2 separate regions of the Homo sapiens genome follow, and region 1 is linked to region 2. A link is a contact called in ENCODE Hi-C or POLR2A ChIA-PET data. All regions are on one chromosome and are shown on one strand. The core of a region is the stretch at or near the end of the contact, and the rest is flanking DNA. Distances in the headings are between cores, read along the strand shown.

The links. A loop is a pair of places that touch in the nucleus more often than their neighbours do. ChIA-PET counts read pairs that join two places held with the same protein, here RNA polymerase II (POLR2A). Pooled maps may share reads with other maps.
Region 1: a loop to region 2 is called in a map of GM13977, with 1.8 times the contacts of the local background. The contact joins two enhancer-like sites. A Hi-C loop is called at or near these places in 11 of 168 maps with a recorded cell type or tissue (B cell, CD14-positive monocyte, GM12878 and 7 more), 34 of 37 single-sample maps with no recorded cell type and 20 of 50 pooled maps. POLR2A ChIA-PET finds 5 or more read pairs at or near these places in 12 of 52 experiments (A673, AG04450, B cell and 9 more).

The regions. Positions count from the first base shown.
Region 1 is chr1:234,932,306-234,935,956 of GRCh38, forward strand. No RefSeq gene overlaps it. Among named protein-coding and RNA genes, the nearest start is that of LINC02971, 23 kb to the right of the region's middle. RefSeq lists an enhancer at 1-395. Within about 2 kb of position 1,311, at least 20 of the 41 ENCODE cell types and tissues checked have a DNase peak (open chromatin) inside an H3K27ac peak, as active enhancers do; they include CD14-positive monocyte and GM12878, where a contact is called at or near this core.
Region 2 is chr1:234,879,883-234,883,325 of GRCh38, forward strand. No RefSeq gene overlaps it. Among named protein-coding and RNA genes, the nearest start is that of LINC02971, 76 kb to the right of the region's middle. RefSeq lists a silencer at 2,196-2,332 and an enhancer at 2,716-2,785. Within about 2 kb of position 1,654, at least 4 of the 41 ENCODE cell types and tissues checked have a DNase peak (open chromatin) inside an H3K27ac peak, as active enhancers do; they include CD14-positive monocyte and GM12878, where a contact is called at or near this core.

The DNA of each region.
Region 1 (3,651 bases), core at 61-2,560, 52 kb after region 2:
GTCTGTCCTGTGTCGGGCCCAGTCCACCGACCTGGCTGCAGCCACCTCCTCCTGTGCTGCCCCAGGTGTGTCCTCCTCGTTGGGGGAGAATCGCTCCAAGTCAAGGGTAGACATGGAGCTGTAGTCTCTAAATATGGGAGCCTAGAGGAGTAGAGGAACTCACCTTTAGATCCATGAGAATGCGAGGACAATAGCAGATCCAACTTCGTTCTTCAGCATTCACCTAACATTCGATTTAATTCAACAGATATTTATCATGTGCTTAGGACGTGTCAGGCACTGTTCCTGGGCATTGGGGTACGGGGATGAACAAGCTCTGAATATCTGCCTCTGCAGAGCTTCTAATGTAGTCACATTTCTCTTTCATGGGCATTGATCCCCCAGAGCACGCCACGTCAGCAGGCTCTCACTTGCTATGCCATTCACATTCTGCCTAATCTTCATTGTGCAAAACAGAGAGAGATTGAGTCCAGCCTGGGAGTGACAGTGCCTAATGGGAGAGGCACTGCCACCAGCACAGGACTCATCCCCATGAGGCATGTTGATTTTCCTTTCGTCTTTCTACACATTTCCCCTCTCTCAGTTTTCTTTTCTCTTTCCATACTATTTCCTCTTTGTCTTTCTTCCATCCTCTTTTCTTTCCTGCTCGCCCTTGGGTTCATGGCTCAGCACTATTATTGGCACTGCTGACCCGGCAAAGCACATCCACCTCTGCGATGTTTTCCAAGAGCAGGGGATCAGAGGGATGTCCTTCTGCTGGGGCCAGTGCCTGAGGAAGACCCTGTTGGCCATGGATGGGAACTGATTCTGGGCTTACACCACAGCTCCAAAGGAAAGGGGCCGGGGATGTGTCTACACAGGCCTGACTGACCTGGCAAGAAAGTGACATGCGCACTGACTGGCCCAGAGGAACTCTGATAAGAGGAGATGCCAGGGCTGAAGCTCCTCCCAAATGCTTTCTCCAGGCTCTGTGTGACAACAACTGCCCTTCAGGCTCACTCCACCTCTCATCCGCTGTCCACAGCTCAGGGCCCCAGAGGCTACCATACCCACAGGGGACACTCCTCCAAGATCCTGGGGATGAGGATGAAAATGTCAGCCTCCCCGCCCACGGTCAATGAGGGTCAACATTAAATCAGAACTTTAACTTTGCAGTAGCAGCCACTGGGAGCAATTTTCTAGAAATGTGCTGCTGACCACATTAGCATATCCCAAACTAAATGTAAATGCACATACGCTGAGTTACAGTCTTGGAAACTGAAATCTGTTTTGAGCTATAGAAAATGAAAAAGTGATGTGTGCAAGGAATCTATGCAAAGGAGCCTCAAAGAGGAAGAATGAGTCAGGCTTGCCCCACATAACCAGAGACCATGGCCAGCACCCAAGGGCCAGGCTCTGCCAAGCCAGACAAAGGTCCTTCAGCCAGTGACACTCCAAAATCTCTCAAAAGCGATCCAGAAACCAAGTGTGGTGGTACACACTGTAGGCTCAGCTACTCAGGAGGCTGGGATGGGAATTGGAGGCCACAGTGTACCATGATCACACCTGTGAATGACCACTTCACTCCAGCCTGAGCAACATACTGAGACCCCATCTCTAACAACAACAACAACAACAAAGTGACCCAGGGGTTTGAATCACTAAAAAAAACTAAGGGTATTTTGTGTCCATTTCCTTTTCTTTTTTCTTTTTTTTTTTTAAAGAAGGCTGGAGTGCAGTGATGTGATCACAGCTCACTGCAGTCTCAACCTCCCAGGCTCTCAAGCAATCCTTCTACCTCAGTTTCCTTAGTAGCTAGGACTACAGGCATGGGCCAGCACACCTAGTTAATTTTTTTTATTTTTTTATTTTTATTTTTGAGATGGAATCTCTCTCTGTTGCCCAGGCTGGAGTGCAGTGGCATGATCTCGGCTCACTGCGACCTCAGCCTCCCGGGTTCAAGCGATTCTCCTGCCTCAGCCTCCTGAGTAGCTGGGACTACAGGTGCCTGCCACCACGCCTGGCTAATTTTTTGTATTTTTAGTAGAGATGGGGTTTCACCGTGTTAGCCAGGATGGTCTCGATCTCCTGACCTCGTGATCCACCCACCTCGGCCTCCCAAAGTGCTGAGATTACAGGCATGAGCCACCTCACCTGGCCAATTTTTTTATTTTTATTTTTTGTAAAGCTGGACTCTCACTATGTTGTCCAGGCTGGTCTTGAACTCCTGGGCTCAAGCAATCCTCCTACCCCAGTCTCCCAAAGTGCTGGGATCTCAGGCATGAGCCGCCGTGCCCAGCCCTATTTCTGTTTTTTAACTCAAATAAATTGATTATTTAAATCATCCGCCTCTGAAACAGAACTGTTTAAGAATGTCCTGGTTGTGTGACTGTTTGCAGAAACGAGTGAGCGTACTTGTGACTCAACCACTCACTCCCTGTGACCGTCAGTGGATTTGACCATATACAGTCTTTCATTAAGTTAGTCTTTGTCATATATTGCTTATTTTACTTCCACGGTGGAGCACTGGCTGAAGACAAGAAGCATAAGAACCCTGATGATGAAATACAGGAACTTCACAACAAGCATAAAATGAGCCGCGCACCATGCCTTATGCCTGTAATCTCAGCACTTTGAAAGGCTGAAGTTGGGGGATTGCTTGAGGCCAGAAGTTTGAGACCAGCCTGGGCAACATACTGAGACCCCATCTCTACAAAAAAATTAAAAATAAACTAGCCAGACTGGGCAGCAGAGTGAGATCCTGTTTCTAAAAAAATAAAAATAAATAAATAAATAAAATGGTAATAATTCAGCAAATTTATCTGAAGATTATTTTCACCAGACCCAGAGTTTTTGTACTTCAAAAATGTAAGTTGAAAGAAAAAAATGTATATATTGGTGATTCTATCTAATTTGGCTTTTTATTTATTGGTGACAAAAAAAATCCATATACTATAATGTATTATTTGAAAAGAACAGCTGAAATCTCCTGTCTGATTATGTCCGTTAGAAATAAAATGTCAGGTGGTTCACGCCTGTAATCCCAACACTTTGGGAGGCCAAGGTGGGCGGATCACGAGGTCAGGAGTTGGTTGAAACCCCATCTCAACCAAAATTACAAAAATTAGCCTGGCGTGGTGGATCATGCCTGTAATCCCAGCTACTCGGGAGGCTGAGGCAGGAGAATCGCTTGAACCCAGGAGGGGGAGTTCAAGTGATTTCTTACAGTGAGCCAAGCTCGCACCACTGCACTCCAGCCTGGGTGACAGAGTGAGACTTGGTCTCAAGAAAAATAAAATGTCAGAAATTATAAAAATAGACATATTTAAGTCTCAAATATAAGCATTCCAAATGTCAGGAAAATTAAAACAGTTGCGGATTTTCATGTGTTATAACATATATATGTTACATGTTTTTATATGCTATAACATTATAAAATATATACATTTAGTAAAAAAATCAAACTTTTTTGCTTTTTTTACTTTATTTTTACTTTTTGCCTTTTTTACTTTATAAATCACATTTTTCTTACATATCTCAAATCCACTTAGTGATATGTGTCACTTTAGAGGGAAAAAAGACAAATATCGTGAATATTTTAAAGACTGTCCAAAAATACACTTTCAATACATGAATTAAGAATACACTATTCTTGGCCAGGCATGGTGGCTC
Region 2 (3,443 bases), core at 404-2,903:
AGCACTGGGGGCTGATCACACAAGAATACAAAAGCTTCTCAGCCTGATGCGGTGGCTCATGCCTATAATCTCAGCACTTTGGGAGGCCAAGGCAGATGGATCACTTAAGGTCACCAGTTCAAGACCAGCCTGGCCAACATGGTAAAACCTCGTCTCCACTGAAAATACAAAAAAATCATCCAGGCATGGTGGCACATGCCTGTACTCCCAGCTACTTGGGAGCCTGAGGAAGGAGAATCGCTTGAACCTTGGAGGTGGAGGTTGCAGTGAGCCGAGATCGGGCTACTGCACTCCAGCCTGGGAGACAGAGCGAGACTCTGTCTCAAAAAAAAAAAAAAAAAAAAATCTCATTTTAGATCCTGCCTAAGCCACAGACTGACATGAGGCCCCCTCATTGCCAACCACTAGTTCAGCTGTGGGAAAGCCACCTCCAGGTCTTTTGTGAGAGAATCAAGGTCAGACCCCAGAGAAGCCATCTCTTCTAACTACCATGGTCTTCCTGACTCCCATTCAGAGTCAATCCTTCCTCTATTTCTCACAGACTTTTATTATTGTTATTGTCTTTAATGAAGATGTACCTAGAGTCATATATCATGATATTATTGTTTCAAATATTATTAGTAGTAGTATTTATTGGGTGCTAGTTTGTATTGAGTGCCTTTCATTCATCATCACACGTGATCTTCTTAACAAACCTAGAGTGTAGGTAACATTAATACTATACTATTATCACCATCACACCGATGAGGAAACTGTGACTCAGAAGGTTAAGTAATGTGCCCAAAGTCACACAGCTACTAAATGACAGAGCCACATTTTAAACTCAGGGTTGACAGACTCCACCAAAGATCATCTATTCCAACGCTTCCCATATGGAACACTATGCCAAGAGATGCATAGTTGCTATCTGACCTAAAATGGGTGGATAGGGAAGTTCTGGATTAAATAAGTTTAAGAAATACTACATACCCAGTGGTCCCCAGACTTGTTGGTTTCAGGAACCCTTTGCACCCTTAAAAATTATCAAGAGTAGGCCAGATGTAGTGACTCCTGCCTGTAGTCCCAGCACCCTGGGAGGTCAAGGCGGGAGGACTGCTTGAGTCCAGGAGTTTGAGACCAGCCTGGGCAACTTAGCGAGACCCCATCTCTACAGAAAAATGTATAAATTAGCCGGGTGTGGTGTTATGCACCTATAGTCCCAGCTACTCAGGAGGCTGAGGCAGGAGGATCATTTGAGTCTAGGAAGTCAAGACTGCAGTGAGCCATGATTATGCCACTGCACTTCAGCCTGGGCAGCAGAGCAAGACCATGTCTCAAAAAAAAAAATCAAAATCTTCAAAGAGCTTTTGTTTATGTGGGTTATGCCTATCAATATTTACTATCATCAAAATTAAACTGGAAATTTTTTAAAATATGCAATCGTTCACTTAAAAATAATAATAAATTTACTCCCTGCTAACACCATATTTTTGTGAAAAATGACTCTATTTCCCAAAACAAAAATACCAGTGAAAAGAGTGGCACTGTCCCACGTTTTGGTCCAACTCCTCAGTGTTCCGCTTAAGAGCTGGATTTTCACTTCTGCTTCTGAATTCAACCTGTTGCACTATCATGTAGGCTCTAGAAAATTCCAGTGTATGCTTGTGACAAAGTAAGGGTAAAATGATGCCTTAGTCTTGTTCTGAAAGTAGTGTCGACTTAACTGACCCTCCTGAAAGGGTCTCAAGGACCCTTGAAACTTCTGGCCCACACACTGAAAACCACCACTGTACTTTGAATTCTTTTTTTTTTTTTTTTTTTTTGAGACGGAGTCTCGCTCTGTCACCCAGGCTGGAGTGCAGTGGTGCGATCTCAGCTCACTGACACCTCCGCCTCCCAGGTTCAAGCAATTCTCCTGCCTCAGCCTCCTGAGTAGCTGGGATTACAGGCGTACACCACCATGCCTGGCTAATTTTTGTATTTTTAGTAGGGACAGGGCTACCAGGCATTCTTTTAGAAACTCACAGCGCATATCAGCCAGGCGCAGACTCTGAGAAGTCCTGCATGAAGGGATCATCTATAAGGTCTAATTGAATGTTTCCCAGAGTTATTGAGTGGAACATGCTTGTTAATTGACATACCCTATGACATCATGTGGAACGGCTTTCCAGTGCTAACCGTATGAAAATCTCACTAATCTGCCAGCCTCCCACCCTCAGGCAGGGTAACCCTAGAGCCACTCAGGAAACACATTTTGCATTTCACTACACTAAATCTTGCCTTGTCAAGCCGTCAACCCTCAGCGTTTCTTCCAGGGAAGCCGCGCAGCTCAGTGGAAAGACCACAGACTCAAGGCTTGAAATCTGCATCCACCACTTAACTAATTGTGTGACAACAGGAAAGACACTGAAATGCCCTTAGTCCTTCTCATCTGTAAAATGAGAGTAACACCTAATAGTGAAAGTTCCATAATCACTTTTTGTATCATCAGTCTAGACAGAGACCTGATCTCTACTATGTAACCAAACCACACACTTCATGCATTTCAAATCACGGGGTCTCTCTTGGCTCCTGTTGTTCTTGATCATGTTTTGTCACAATTTTGTTCATTTGCTTCATGTTGTTCTTCTGTCTGAGATGCACTCCCCATCTTTCTGCCTGGAAAACTTCTATGCATCCTTCAAAACCCTGATCAAAGTCCAACTCCTTTAGGAAGCCTTTTCTGACACCCCTGTCGCATTTCTTAGCCTTCAGCCCTCAGCACAGACCTCCTCAAACCTCAGAGGCAGTGCCTTCCTCGTGGTCACTTCACTGTCTGTCCCAAGTCTCTCTCTCCCCACCTCAGGCCCTGAGCTCCTCAAAGTCACTCTGCCTCCTTCTGCTCCATGCATACACAAGGTAAACCTCGAACAGCACTCATTCAGTAGAGGTTATCATTTCCTGTGAGACTAAGCCCACCAAGAAATCCTTTAGCCTTTCCTTGAGCACTAGTTGTTCTGCATCCTCCCTCCCCATCCGCAGGTGCAGGCAGGTCTTGATCTGACAGAGGTTCAGAGGCTGACCGTGCAGCCCCTCTCAGCTCTGCCCATCTGAACGCTGTCCTCAGGCCTGTCTGGCCTACATTCTCAAACTAGGAACAGAGGTGCATGGCAGGCAGGGGTCTGATGAGATGACAGCCAGGGGACATCAATCACCAGGGCCTAGCAGCGGTGGCACCCTGGGTGCTCTTCCTCAGGAACCGCTGCAGGAACTCTCAGTTCTGCCCAACATCATTTACCAAGGGCCTGTCTGGGACAACCGCCACCAATGGGTGCCTGTCCCACGCACATCTCACCACTAGCAAAACCCAGGGCTGAGGGCTGTGCAAGGGTCAGATTATCTAGAGGACTTACTGCTGCCCTTCAGAGCAGCCATGAGGCTGGACTTACCAATTCTCTTGTAGAGAAGGCTTTGTGGTCCTGGCT